3 separate regions of the Mus musculus genome follow, and all the other regions are linked to region 3. A link is a contact called in ENCODE Hi-C or POLR2A ChIA-PET data. All regions are on one chromosome and are shown on one strand. Each heading gives the region's core, a stretch centred on a gene start or an enhancer-like site at or near the end of the contact. The rest is flanking DNA. Distances are from core to core; before and after follow the strand shown.

Evidence for each region. Hi-C counts contacts between places; a loop is a spot of excess contacts on that map. ChIA-PET counts read pairs that join two places held with the same protein, here RNA polymerase II (POLR2A).
Region 1: POLR2A ChIA-PET joins it to region 3 with 12 read pairs in Patski. The contact joins the promoter of Drc3 here to the promoter of Srebf1 in region 3. A Hi-C loop is called at or near these places in 1 of 37 maps with a recorded cell type or tissue (gastrocnemius). POLR2A ChIA-PET finds 5 or more read pairs at or near these places in 3 of 5 experiments (Patski and embryonic stem cell).
Region 2: POLR2A ChIA-PET joins it to region 3 with 10 read pairs in Patski. The contact joins the promoter of Gid4 here to the promoter of Srebf1 in region 3. POLR2A ChIA-PET finds 5 or more read pairs at or near these places in 3 of 5 experiments (Patski and embryonic stem cell).

Annotation. Positions count from the first base shown.
Region 1 is chr11:60,350,736-60,355,370 of GRCm38, reverse strand. It overlaps Drc3 (dynein regulatory complex subunit 3), which reads right to left and starts at 1,991. Exons shown (of 14, transcript NM_029044.2): 1 at 1,939-1,991; 2 at 1,171-1,269. It overlaps Tom1l2 (target of myb1-like 2 (chicken)), which reads left to right and starts at 2,466. Exons shown (of 15, transcript NM_153080.3): 1 at 2,466-2,614. The coding sequence starts at 2,563.
Region 2 is chr11:60,415,744-60,420,139 of GRCm38, reverse strand. It overlaps Gid4 (GID complex subunit 4, VID24 homolog), which reads right to left and starts at 2,995. Exons shown (of 6, transcript NM_025757.4): 1 at 2,296-2,995. The coding sequence starts at 2,484. Atpaf2 (ATP synthase mitochondrial F1 complex assembly factor 2) reads left to right here and starts at 3,106. Exons shown (of 8, transcript NM_145427.3): 1 at 3,106-3,389. The coding sequence starts at 3,230.
Region 3 is chr11:60,218,638-60,223,766 of GRCm38, reverse strand. Srebf1 (sterol regulatory element binding transcription factor 1) reads left to right here and starts at 3,140. Exons shown (of 19, transcript NM_011480.4): 1 at 3,140-3,314. The coding sequence starts at 3,224.

The DNA of each region.
Region 1 (4,635 bases), core at 742-3,241, 130 kb before region 3:
CAAGAATTACAAAAGGAGTGAGGCTAGCCAGGAGTGGTGGTGCAAGTCCTAGCGCTTGGGAGGCAGATACAAGCAGATCCCTGTGACTTTTTGAGGCCAGCCTGGTCTACATAGTATGAGGCCAGCTTGAGCTACACAGAGGGACCTGTGTCAAAACAAACAAACAAACAAACAAAAATGGAAAGGAAAGGAAGGGGAGGGGAGGGGAAAGTGAGTGACCAGAGTGGTTGTAATACAGAGGGGTGGGACATCACTAGGAACTTAGTTTATAGGAAGGTCTGAGACAAAATCTAGTTTGGAAGGTTATGCCTAAGCTAAAGTAATTGATTGACCCAATAATAGTGTTTGAAAGAGGAGTAGTGCTAAAATCAATTGCCCTCCAGAAGAATTTTGCTAGGAGAGTCAGAGGTTCGAGGCCACAGACAGCCATGAGGAGCCCTGAAGTGAGAGGGCACTAGGAGAGATTGCATCAGAATCTTGGCAGCCACATGGTGCCCAGAAGAGAAAGACAAATCTTCCAGTTCCATTAGCTCCCTCAGATCCAGAGAACAAAGGGACTTACGACTCACAGTTTTGGGGGGCGGGGGGGGGGACAACGACAGTGGTGGCTTTTAGTTCTATACCATGTGACCTGACCTGACCTAGTCTACATGACTCCTGGCACGGTGGCAGGCTTAGTTAAGAGAGTAAAGTTGCAATTCAGGTATGTCTTGGCCCAGGAATCAGGGGAAGCTGGGTTTGCTCACATCTGTAAGGAGTGAAAGAGAGAACTTTGTGAAAGCTACAAGGTCAGAGCGGCTCTCTATAACCAACCTTGTGAAAGGATACTGAAGAGGTGTGGCCTGACTTCTGAACCACACTTGAATTAAATAAATTATCCCAATATCTACTTACAAACATTGACAGGTTAGTGGGTGTATGGAACTATGAAAGCACACAGTAGGGATCTCTGTAAGAGAAATTTCTCGATTGACTAATATGAAGATTTACCAAGAGGCACGACCTCATGTCTAACACAGAATCCACTTTCTTAATCACAACTCTATTGTACCCAGCACACTAGGGACAGACATTGTCACATGTTCTCTGCCTACAGAACAAGGCCCAAAGAATCCTCCCCTATGGGGAGGATGTCAATAATTTATCCAAATGGGGGTCCCATTGACTTGCCTGATGATAGTGTCCTTGGTGAAGACCAGAGGTAGGATGTGGAGAAGCAGCAGAAAGCTTTACAAACAAATCAACCAGGTAGCCTCGTCACTGGTTTACCTGGGAAACAACAGCCTGGGTTAGCTGGACCTGAAACACTATGTAGACCCTATGAGTCCCACAGTAATGAGAATAAAAGCAACTGATGAGAATAAGTCCTTGTCGTACTCTCAGTGCACTCCACTTATTTAACTCCATGCCAGTTCTGGGAGCTATTTAAAAGGGACATCTTAGTGTCCCTACTTCCCAGATAGGGAAATTGAGGCTTGAGGTATGTGTGTATGTGGGGGGCCGGGGGGGGGGTCTGTGACCAAAGTCATAGAGTGAATTACTGACAGAGACTGAGATGGAACCTTGATATCTTTATTCTCATCGCAAACACTTCATACGGCACCAAATGAAATACCTTATTGCAGATCAAGAGGATGGATATAACAGCCAAACTCTAGAATGAGTTATCAGTGTATCGGGTACCTCTCTTTCAGTGAAACGAATCAGGCCAGGAAACTGGCTGATGGACCCTTTTCCTACTTGCTTTTGCTAGTTTAAGATTTTATACGCTCTTTTCTTTTTCAAAAGCCCGATTAAGTCTCAGTACAAGTGTAAAAATGACATGTGTGCTCATTTTACAGATGAGACGGGTCAGGTCGGAGTCCTCCAAGAAGAGTTACAAGACAGACCTCAATCATGCAACCTCTAATCTTCTGGAGCTAAACTCTTGATTCTTACCTTCCTAAGGACTGTCTCCCCTTGCAGTAGACGCTTCGTTTGGTTGCTGGGGAACCAAACACCGCCACTTGGTTGCTAAGGGGAAGTCAAGCGATAAATATCCTGGGTGAAAGTTGATTCGTCACGTGGCCATATTTCTAACACCAACCAGACTTGAAGAAAACAAACGTTTCTCCAATCAGCACAGTCAACGAGCTTCAACTTCTAGTTACGCTTTCTTTCTGCCCGCCTATGTAAACGATTGACACACCTTTTATCCAATAATAGTAAAGATTCTCTAGACTGACCAACGTGCTAATGAATCAAGAAGAACGGCCACTCGTTTGGAGGCGGGTCCGGGGGTTGTGCCGCTAGGCTGACGGAGACCCTAGTGACTTAGCTTGCTTCGTGCCCAATCGGACGCCGCGGGGTGGGTGGGACTTCACTGAGAGTGGAGTGTCGTCCAATCGGAAGTGGGCTGGTTAGACGCTGCCCAATAGAGATGCACCCAGAGGGCGAGGTCAGGCCGGGCGCTCAGCGTTCCGGAGGGTGGGGCGGGGGCAAGTGTCAGTCAGGGCAGAACGCGGCGCGGGCAGCGGAGACCCGTGGCACACAGGAGTCCGGGCTGGAACGAGGCCCGCCGAGATGGAGTTCCTGCTGGGGAATCCGTTCAGCACCCCTGTAGGGCAGTGTCTTGGTAAGGCCGCGCGTGGGGCAGGCGTCGAGTGAGCCACAGCGGCTGACCGGGCTGGTGAGATCCGCGGGCCTCCTCCCGGCACTGAAATCACCTCACGTGCGGGTTGGGCCTCTGCCAATAAGTGGTGTCATCTCAAAGGTGGACTGGGCATCCTTGTCACGAGGCCTCTGCCTGACGCTGGTGCCACCTCACCCTACAAGGAGGCTCCCCCGAGGTGCCGATTGGACTTAGAGAGGTCCCCGGCATCCCTGCCCATCAGGGCCCAGCCTTTCAAGTCTCTCCCCAGAAGTAGTGTCCATGCTAGTCTGCTTACCCTTGCGTATTGGGAGATGTCACTGCGAGTACTCTTCCCCAGGTATCTCGCTGCCTTTGCTCCCAGGGCCTCTGTCTCCCGGAGCCTTTGTGGAATGGAACTCTTTCTTCCGTCCTTGTCCCTGCTCATTGGTACCAATGGCTCTGAGGCTGGGCACTTTCCCAGAAAATGCCCCATGCTGCACGACTTCTAATTTGAGCTGCAACTCAGTCAGGCTGTAGGAGGGACTGGGATGGGGGAGGCCCTCGGGGAAAGTGACTGGCTTGGCAGGGGGATGGCGTGGCGGCAGAATCTCCTAGGCCTCCTAGGAAAGAAGGGAGGCAGGGCTGCTTTGTTGATAAGCAGTCCATTGGATCCCGGAAACTTGGACTCCAGTAGTGACTTTGCCAGGGACGCTCCTCCTGACCTTGTGCGCTTTATATTTTGACGTTCTCTTGTCTGCCACACGGGGTATTTGGAGATAAGATGTGGTGGGACTCTTCAAGTTCTAAAGTTCTGAATCTTCCTTGTTGATATTAAGCGTCTCCTTACATTGCCTCTTGCTCTCCCACTACATAAAGTGGTAGTAGAGTAATCAGAGCAGCTGTCAGTAGTGTAAGGAGTTAGAGGCGGGCCGCATGCTGCATAAGGAATGGCACTGGCCGCTGTGAAGTTTCCTTACAGAAGAAAACACTGGCAGACCAGGGAATAGTCCAGTGGTAGAGCATTAACTTAGCACACACAAAATCCTGGATTTGATCTAGGATCCAGCACTGCAAGTAATGAATAATAAAGCAATTTGGCCTTTCATCCAAGGTGGGAGCTTATGCCAACAGATCAGTCAAAAGTGCTGACTAGCTTTAAAAACAAACAAACTTGGGGCTGGAGAACTGGCTCACCGGTTAAAGACATTGGCTGTTAATCCAGATTCAGGCCCTGGCACTGCATAGTGGCTCACAACTGGCTGTAACTTCACATCCAGGGGATTGATTGCCCTCTTCTGGTGTCTTTTATATACATACCTAAACATACCATGTAAATGGTGCACAGACAGGCAAACAAAACGCCCACATATGTAACATTTTTGAAAATTAAAGTTGGGTCTGCCGGCTGGTTGAAATCATCTTTTATGAACTGGGCTCTGTACTATCCTTATGGGTCTTATAGTTCAAGCAGTAGAGACTTGCTTGTTTCTACTTTGTATATGAATTTATAGCCTACTTTTCTGTTGTTAAGCTTACAAACTTACGGAGGCTTTTTCTGTTGTTGATTGACATTTGGGAGCATTCTGTTCCTTTTGGGTTTTTTGTTTGTTTGGTTTTGGTTTTTGGCTTTTGGCTTTTTGTTTTTGTTTTTTGAGACAGGGTTTCTCGGTGTAGCCCTGGCTGTCCTGGAACTCACTTTGTAGACCAGGCTGGCCTCAAACTCAGAAATTCGCTTGCCTCTGCCTCTCACGTGCTGGGATTAAAGGTGTGTGCCACCACACCCTGCCATTCTGTTCTTTTTTGATAAAGTGTCTTTTATAAGTGATCATGGATTCTGGGACCTGAAAGTCTTTTCCCACTTCTATGACGCTTCTTTCTCTGATGTTCACTCAAGTATCTCTTTTTCTCTGTATGTATATGTGTGTGTATGTAAATACTGCAATTTTATGTGTTTACATATAAACACATATATGTGCATGTATATATATAAATATTTCAATTTTATGTGTTTGTTTTGCCTTCAT
Region 2 (4,396 bases), core at 1,746-4,245, 200 kb before region 3:
GTGAATATCCTAAAAATCATTAAGGGTACACCTTGAATAGGTAAACAGTATGGTATGTGGAGTGTATCTTAGCAAAAGTACTTAGGCCAAACAAGCAGGTATACTTTCATTGATTTGACTTCAGAGTCCATGCCTTTAACTGCAACAATATTCTGCTTCCTAAAAATAGTTTAAGTCAAACAAGAAAAGCAGGAAAGAAGTTGAATTATGAAAGACAGAACTTTTCTCAGAGGGCTGAGTCTAGAGAAGACCAATTAACATAACAGTTCCTATGCCCCTACCTGATCACAGTAACAAGCTCACTGGCAGAGATGTAGGGGAGCATTCCGTGGCACGACCACCAACCATTCCCACCACTCGGCATTCCACGGAAGGATATGGGCTACCCGACACCTACCAACCATGCCTCTAACTCAATCACTATTTCCACTGATTCACAAGGCCCCTGTCGAGGCAGGGAACAACAGACAAATGATAGGAACAGACTTCCCTTTGAAACCTAGTTGCTCTGGCAGCTATGAACCTATTACATCAGAAATCAGTAAATGGGCATAAATTCAGGGCCACTCTAAACATGATCCATGTAGAGAACTCACTTCCAGAATTTTATGATTGAATGAATTAAAAAAACAAAAAGCCTAATTTTTTTCATACTATAGTATCACATCTTAAGGAGGAAAAAAAATGATTATCACAGTAGGTAACAAGACTTGAAATAACTCAGTCACAGCTTTCCAATGACAATAAATACCATACTTCATGATAGAGCTTTATGGGGAAAAATTACATTTAATAAGAGTATGGTTTTCCCAATCTCAAAGCTGAGAGAACTATTTCTACAAATGGTAGGAAAGAAAAGAGCTGATGAGTGTGCTGCAGTTAGAAAGCAGAGACACTCTCGAGTCTTTGGAGTGGGAGATCTATTTGCTCAAAAGAATCTGAGATGGGAAATTAGAACCAAGGGTGGTGGATGCTGTACATGTTCAATATACATCTCCCCGGGCCCTGGGGCAGTATGCACCTCTAAACCTCTGGCTTTCAAGGAACAAGACTTGGGGAACTACCTAGGAGGTGGCATTAGGAGAAAGCACACAAGGTGGGACAGGGAATTGGTCTTCTGGCAGACAGTTTAATACCTAGAAAGAAGAGTATTGTGGAGAGGGGAGATAGATAAAAGAGAAATATCTACTCCCACCAATCTCCTTCAGTTGGGAAAAGCTTCAAGGGGGAGAGAAAGAGGTGGAGTTCTGGAAAAGAAAGGCCCAGAGAAGATGAAGCTGAAGTTTCAAAGTTGTTCAGGGACTGGCAGCCACCAGCCAGTACTCAGATATCCAGGTCAAATAGGGGGAGGTAAGTGGACACAAAACAAAACTGTGTTAGATTTCCCAGTACTTAGGCATCTGAGGCTCGGAGGAAACTCTGGAGCTATGCAGATAACAATCAGCAACACTACAGCCAGCAATAGCAACCAGCTAGATCAAGGTGCGAGGTCTGGGGAGAGGCCAGGGGGACTGCCAGGGATGGGAAGGAGCCACAGCAGGGTAGGGTAAGAAGCCTGGGACAGGAAGCAAAGTGTAGCAGCGGATGCCTATGAACTGACTGACGCCGGGTTTTGGTACTGGAAGGCCCCACGAGACAAGGTCTTAACACTAAGTGGTGCAACTGGAGATATTTGGGTGTGAGGCTCCCTGGTCTTTGGGGAGCCTCAACCTCTGTGGGTTGTCTCAGCCAATGGAGGGAGGTTGGCCACCTCTCCCCCGTCAGCAGTGGGCTGACTGAGTTCTCCTAAGGAGCAATGTCCCTGGCACTCAGGATGGAGTTGGGGTCAGAGGAAAAGCTTCATTCCGGGAGAATGTGACACTGGCCGCTATCGAGAGGTACTGAGTTTGGGGCAGCCAATGGAGAGTTTTTCAGGATCCGACAGGGACTGGTGGGAGGGCTGGCTGGTGTAGGGAGGACAGGACTTGGGAAGAACCGACTCAGGCTAAAGGACGGCTAGTCATGGGGGAGCTTCCGGATGCCCAAGCCGGCGAGTCAAAGGCTCTAAGTGTGGGACAGTCTTCGGGGTCTGTCGGAGACTGGCCACTACAGGCTCTGAGTCTAGGGGTGGGCTAGGGGTAGGGTTCGAGAGTGTGACATCAGCTGGGCAGGTCCCGGTGGGAGGCGCCGGGTGCAGGAGGCCCCGGCAGTGAGAGGGCCTGGTCCGCGGCTGAGGGCTCGAGGAGCCCAGGGCAGGCCCGGCCCGTGAGCGCCGCGAGGAGGCCCTCGGGCCCGGCCTTGCCGCCTGGCGCTCACCTGCAGCACCACCTCTACGTCGTACGAGTTCCCCTTGCTCTTCTGGTGGCCACGGAACTTGGAGCCGCTGTAGAGCAAGCTGGTGGCCACGCCGGGCTGCTGGGTGTTGATGGGCGGCGGCGGGATGAGTGAGGCCGCGGATGTGGTTGAGGCACCCGCCGGCGGGGGACACTCGGTGCGGACCGGCATCGCGGGGTCCCCCGGAGCCAGGGCTGGGGGAGGGGGAAGGAACCGCCGCCGCCGCGCGGGAGCCGAAGCTGCGGGGAGGGCGGACCCGGGCGCGCACGCGCGGGGGAGGGGCCGGGGAACCACCCGCCCGCTGAGGCCAGACCAAGCGCTCGTGTTGCCACCTGGACCCGGAGACCTGCAAGCAGGGCCTCCCAGACCTGAGCTGGGTCTCCCTTCCCACTTGCCCTCGCGGGTACACACACACACACACACACACACACACACACACACACACGCACGCACGCACACACACACACACGCGCATACACACTCACTCACTCATACACACGCGCTCACACACACACGCGCGCGCTCACACACACACAAACACACACACACTCTGCAGCTTCCAATTGGCGCGGGCGCGCTGGAGAGGCGGGAGCAAGCTCACGCGGCGCTTCCGCCCATTGGCGGACAGAGAAAGCACGTGGCGCAGAGCGCGAACGGCCCTCTGGGACTTGTAGTTTTCTTCCCGTGGCGCGGCATGGAGGGGGCGTGGCGAGCACGTTTATGATGCTGATTGACGGGGGCGGGAGTGGCGCGCAGCGGGGCGCACGGCTGCGACGGCGCGCCGTAGGTGTCATGAGGAAGATGGCGGCGTGCTGAGGAGGCTGAGGGCTATGAACCCTTGGTGAGAGGTTTCCGTACAGAACCAGCGAGGGGTGTGGGGTTCTCTTCGCTCTTTTCCTGTACTCTGTTTCCACGCATGTGTCCACCCAGGTCCTTGGGCAGGATGTGGCGAATCTACCCCCGGCTGAGGGACCGGTGGCGCGGTCTCTTGGACCGGCGTCTCAGTGACCCCACCGTCTCAGTATGGCCGGGGCCAGCTCCGCAGCCTCCGGCCCGGGCCTATGTCCCGCCAACAGGTGAGGCCCGGACATAATGTGACTTTTTGGTCAGGAGCCAAGTCGGGCTCACCTGGAGGAAGGTTTCTGACGTGCAATGCGGGGTGACAGGCAGGGTTCAGGCCTATGCGAATATTTAGAGCAACAGAGTTCTGTTTCAATTTGAAAAATGACATCCAAACAAGTGCGAGGGTGACTTTAGGGGACACAGCGTGCCCAGGACACGAGATATTTGGCTCTTGAGGCTTTTCTCAATTTCCTTTATTTTTTCTTTTCTTTTTATTTTTTCGGGGATAGGATTTTTCTGTGTAACCCTGGCTGCTCTGGAACTCACTCTATAGACCAGGCTGGCCTCGTACTCAGAGATCCTCCTGTCTCTAGTTCCTGAGTGCTACCACCACTACCACCACCACCACCACCTCCCAGCTTCAGGGTTTTTTTGTTTGCTTGTTTGTTTGTTTGTTTGTTTTTCCTTTTAAAGGGGAGCAGGTGTCTTAGTTGGATTCAGAAAGGAAAATTTGGGCTTTCAATCAGGACATCCAAGGTCACAGAGCAGACTGGTTGAGGCTATGGAAGGCAAAGACTGACCTGACTGTGTTGTGTCCTCATGACTGTGTTGTGTCCTCAGGACCCAGCAGAAGACTTGGCACAGAGGCAGGCCTTAAGTCTTCCACCACACACAGCACACTTCCTTAGGGGTTTGCGGGCCCTCTGTCCTAGTGCAGTGCCACAGCCTCTGCATTCTCTGCAGCTTTCTCTAAGTGGGAGTTTATGCCAGGCTTCTTTGACCTACTAAGGACTGTAATAAGACTGAAAGAAGGTTATTTCATTGCTTCTGAAAGAGAGATTGCTACAAGTGAGGTTCACTTCAGTGAATGAAAAGTAGTGATGACCTCTCTAAATTCAGTTAGTTGTTTTGTGTTGAGGGCATGTGGTCTCACCTGAATGATTCTCAACATCAGATGCAGGATTCATTATGCTTACGAAACAATAGTTTGCAATATATTGTGATATGGGAACTATGAAGG
Region 3 (5,129 bases), core at 1,891-4,390:
GAGAAATCCCAGTTGAAACTTAAGAGATGGGAGCTGCCAGGCTGGTGTCAAACGCAGACCTCCTGCTTTATCCTTCTGGTGGCTGGGAGTGTAGCGAGAGGGATGGCACCGTCCCTCTGCCAGAACCCAGAGCATCTGGTGGTCTGGGGGATGTTTCACTTCTCTGCTCAACGAGGTCAAAGAGAGTTGCAGTGGCCCAAGTGTCAGAAGACACAGGGGCTGGAAAAAAAACTCACTTAGCACATGGGCTTCCCTTTCTGTACATCCTATACTATTTTTCTATAAGGGCTCTTGACACCTCAAAACCAAAAACAAACAAACAAACAAAACCCTGGCAGATGGCGAATCAGCTCGCACCAGATGTGGACTCTAATGAGACCAACCCTCATCTAGGGCCAGCATTCTCAAGTCAGCAGTCCCCTATATAAAGTGAGATCAGGAGACTAAGCCCACCCAGGTGGTTCTGGGCTCTCAGCAGTCTATTCCACTGCCTGCTCCTCTCCTCCTTCGCCCAGGCAGGCCCAAGCTTAGTTCCTGCAGTCAAGAAAGATAACGGGGTCATGTAGAGTGGCAGCAGCGTCCAACCCGGCGCCTGCCACTCCACGCACCGCTGAACTCCCAACACTGAGGGCACTGCTGAGCAGAGAGGTCCTGCTGCTTAAGGTTCAGTGTCTGCAGTGCTTAAAGGGTGGGGACCAACGGGGAAGTGCACGCTGGTCCCCTAGGTAGCGACAGCCAGAGCAGGCACAGAAATCTGCACTTTAGAAGCCCTGCTTGCAGTTGAGTAGTCCCTCCAGACAGAGCGCGTACCCTCAGGTCATACTGCCCCGCCCCCGGGTCGAACGGGCGCTGGGCACGTGACCAAAACCAGAGTACCGCGAGCGCACGCTGACGCCGCGTCACCCCACTCGGGGGCCTTGCACCCATTGGCTACGGCGCCGCGAACGGGGCCTGTCCTCTGGCACCCGGAGTTCGGGGTCGCCGTGCTGCCCACCCCGCACTGTGCACTGCGACTGTCTCCAATGCAAGACAACCTTGGGCAGCGCTGAGGAGTCCTAGGCAGGTCCCTTCGCCTCCGGCCTCAGTTGTCTCATCTGTAGAATGGGAAGGAAACAGACGCCTTCCTAAGGCTTTTTGGAAAGATCGGAACGAGTTAATACCAAAAAAAAAAAAAAAAAAAAAAAAGTATTCGGCATGTCACTAGCATGCCCCAAGACTGCACAATGCTGAGCCTGCTGACACAGGTAACTGTCGGTCGGGCTGAGACCCCGCCCTTCCCAGGCTCCCCAGACCAGCTTGTGTGCTGAGCGTCAAAGAGCCCAGCAAGGCAATCCAGAGAGCTTTGGTTGGAGGTCTGGGGTGTTAGACATTAGTTTTCCAAGCTTTCCGCACAGGGTAAAGATGCCCCTTGGCTGCTGTCCTAGTAAACCAATCTGTGGAGCAGAGATTTGTGTTGATCTGATCTCCCACCTTGGGCTTGGTTTTTCTTTCCTTGTCTTCCTTCCTTTCTTTTTCTTTCTTGCTTTTCGAGACAGGACAGTAGCCCTAGCTCTTGCAGCCATGAAATGTGTATTTGTGGATCTGTACACTTTACACAGTTCCAGAACAAGGCAGATCTGTTGTGATGTCCCCAAACACCTTGCCCTTTCCTGCAGAGACAGCTCTAGTAAGTTGACTGGGGAAAACCAGTGAGCCCAGCTACACATCAGGTGTGGTGCTGGTTCAGCTGACCTCTGAGTCCTTCTGGCTGGGACAGGCTATTTGAGTTTTCAGAAAACCGGGTGTCTTCTGATGGTGGGACATGGCAGGGTGACCCCAAAGCAAGGGCTCCATGTGCGTTTTATAGCCCTGCCAACTCCTGTGTAATTTTCTAGCAGCTCCTCTGAGAAAGGAACAAAAATGTGTCCTGGTGAAGCCCAGGCACACCCTCCCTCCTTGCCCCAACTAACTCTATTGGTTGGGAGGTGAAAGCAGCCGAGGTATCTGCAGTCTGAGCAAGGCAGCTTCTGGGCGGCCTGGGGCCCTGACCCTCCCTGGTTGACTCGTAGGTTCTGCCGTTGCCTCCCAACTTGCATCACCTGTGGGCCAGAATGGTCTATTCAATCCACGCCGAAGAACCTCTCCTCCCTCCCTTGCTTTACCTGTTCCTAAGTCACAGGGCCCAGGGTTCACTTTTCAGTCTTTATTCAGGCACCTGGCCTGGCCCCAGGTCACATATGACCCAGTAGCTGGGCTCAGGTCCTCAGGACCTCTGTTACAGAATTCTTTCTTTTTTTTCTTTTTTCTTCTCTCTTCTCTTCTCTTCTCTTCTTTCTTTTTGGTATCTTGAGACAAGGTTTCTTTGTATTGCCCAGGCTGTCCTGAAACTCACTCTGTAGATCATGCTGGCTTCGAACTCAGAAACCTACCTGCTTCTGCCACCCAAGTGCTGGGATTAACAGAGTGTGCCACCATGCCTGGCTCACAGAATCCCTTCTTGACTTTGAGATTCACACTTTTTCTAGATCCTTTTGGAGACACAAGTCATTCTATAGGAGTAGTACGAGCCCACTGGCCCTTCAGGTCCTCTCTGCTCCAATGGTAGGACTGATAGGATTAAGACAAGATCAGAAGTTCCAGCCACCCCCTCCTCCTGCAGGTTCTGCCTGAGAACTCTTCTCCTCTGGAGGCCCACTTCTAGACTTCTAAGCTGAGAGGGTGGACAGGTCTTATGGGCCATGCTTCTCTAACCTCTCAGCTGGCTCATAGATAATTGGACCCTGGCTACAGATGAGGAAAACAGAGGCACATAGTGGAGGGGCCCCACTGCAGGCCTGTATCTGCTGTATTTTGGACCCAGGACTGTCTGGTTCTAAACAGCAAGACTAGGAAGTGAGTTTTCTGTTCTCTGCTCCCACCCTCATGCTGGGCCCCCCATCCCTGGCCCTTTAATCTAACGATGTCTGGGCTGGGTCTAGTCCTGTGGCTTCCATTCGGTCCCTCCCTTGGCCTGATACAGAAGAAGCCAAGGCCCAGTGCCTGTGCACCCGCAGGAGATTGCTAGAAACCAGGCTCGGGCAGGCAGTCTCAACCCGCTAGGCGAGCTGTCAGGATGCAGGCTGGTGGGCGGGGCTTGATGGGAAACCCCGCCCCTCCGCTCAGGTGGCTCCGCCCGCGGAACCCAGTTTCCGGGGAACTTTTCCTTAACGTGGGCCTAGTCCGAAGCCGGGTGGGCGCCGGCGCCATGGACGAGCTGGCCTTCGGTGAGGCGGCTCTGGAACAGACACTGGCCGAGATGTGCGAACTGGACACAGCGGTTTTGAACGACATCGAAGGTGCGTGTCCCGGGGCTCCGGCGCGGCCTGTGCAGGGTCGCACGTCCGGCGAGGGCGCTTGGCCGGGAACTTTGGCGCGTGCGCACTGCGCGATCTGGCGCCTGAGATCTAGGGTTGAGCTTTCCGGACCGCAGTGGGCTAGGTTTCTGGACACGCTGAGTATCCACTCAACTTCAAGCCTGGTCCTGTGTACAGTTCACAGGCCGACCCGGGGTTTCTCATTTCTTGAGTTCACCAAAATTCCCAAGAAAGTCCACGAACCGATATTTGCATTTACCTTGGCTTGCAAGCATCTGGCTACTTTGGATTGAGGTCAGGGAGGTCTCTTTGAGTGCACTAGAGCTAAGGAGCAGCCCCCTCACCGGAAAGGAAAGATACTTTTTAGGCGGAGGGGGAGGCAAAGGCCCTTTAGGCGGGACCTGAGTTTGAGGAATTGGAAATCTGATAGAAGAGAGAAGGTGCTCTCTAGAATATTTTTCAAATTTTGTGATTCTGGGGCAGTAACTCGGATTCTAGAACATATTAACAGGCTTTCTGCGCTGAGCCACACCCCAGGCCACTTAGATCCTTTAAAACATCACTTGAACTCGCTCAGTATGATTCATCTCCCATGTCAACAACAACTACCAATTGGGCGGAGGGAAGGAGTGGCGGCGGATCTGGAGAAGAAAAAAACCCCAGCAAGTCATTGTTACTATAAGATATGTATCCATGTTAGGTGGACTGTTCAACGATCTCTGGTGGCTGTTAGCAGTTTCAAAACATTATATTTCTCTTGCTCGTTTAAGGCTGCTCCACATCCTCCTCCACCCCAGATAATCATGACTGTGTGTCTACAACTACAATGGGGCCTGTGGGATTACAGTAGATTGTGCCCCCTGATGCTCTGTTGATAGACACCTAAGCTGTTTTTTATATCCAACACAGCCTTGGACTGCTGTGCCTACGTCCTCATCAGAGACCTAAATGTGCCATCAAAGCTTGGAGTTACTGCTAGTCACCTGCCGGGCAGTGGTGGCACATGCCTTTAATCCTAGCACTTAGGAGGTAGAGGCAGGTGGACCTCTGAGTTCGAGGCCAGCCAGGGCTACACAGAGAAACCCTGTCTGGGGGGGGGGGGGCGGAGAACAAAAACTGCTAGACACTTAAGAGGAATGAAAGTTTAGAGATATCTTGGCTGACCTGAGATCCAGGCATGGTTAGGAACAGTGAGAGGAGGGATGGGAGGAGGAGAGTACAGTGTTGAGTTGTTAGAAGTTCCCTCTTGGTGTTTGGGTGTCCATCCATCCCAACATGGATAGCCTACACTTATGGAGTACTTGGTGTTAGGTTGAGAATTGCATTGAATCCTTCCGACAGGCCCAGCTGGAAGACATACTTTTATCTTACAAGTAAGAGACCAAAAACAGAGGGTAAATGACATGTCCAAGTCTTGCAGCCACAGCAAGACAGAACTCAGACCCAGGCTGTTGGCTCAAGAGCCTGGACCTCTGGCTCCCAAGGCTGGACGAAGAGGTGAGATTGAGGCAGGGGCTGGGGAGCCATGTAGCTGTCTCCTTCAACCCAGAGCAGCATTGGACATAAGACTGGAAAGTGGCAAGGAGAGCCAGTCCCACTGGCCATCTCCAGCCTGCTTTTCTCACCCTCTGTCATATGACTCCTCTGTGAGCTTGCCACCTTTATATCTGAAGATGATGCTGTGCCCAGAGCATCAAGTCCTGCTCTGGCTGTGACCTCAGAGAAGATCCAGAGGAGCTGTCTTCTCCTTGCTCCTGGTGTCCGGTCACTGGAGGCTGGCAAAGGGAGCCTGTGATA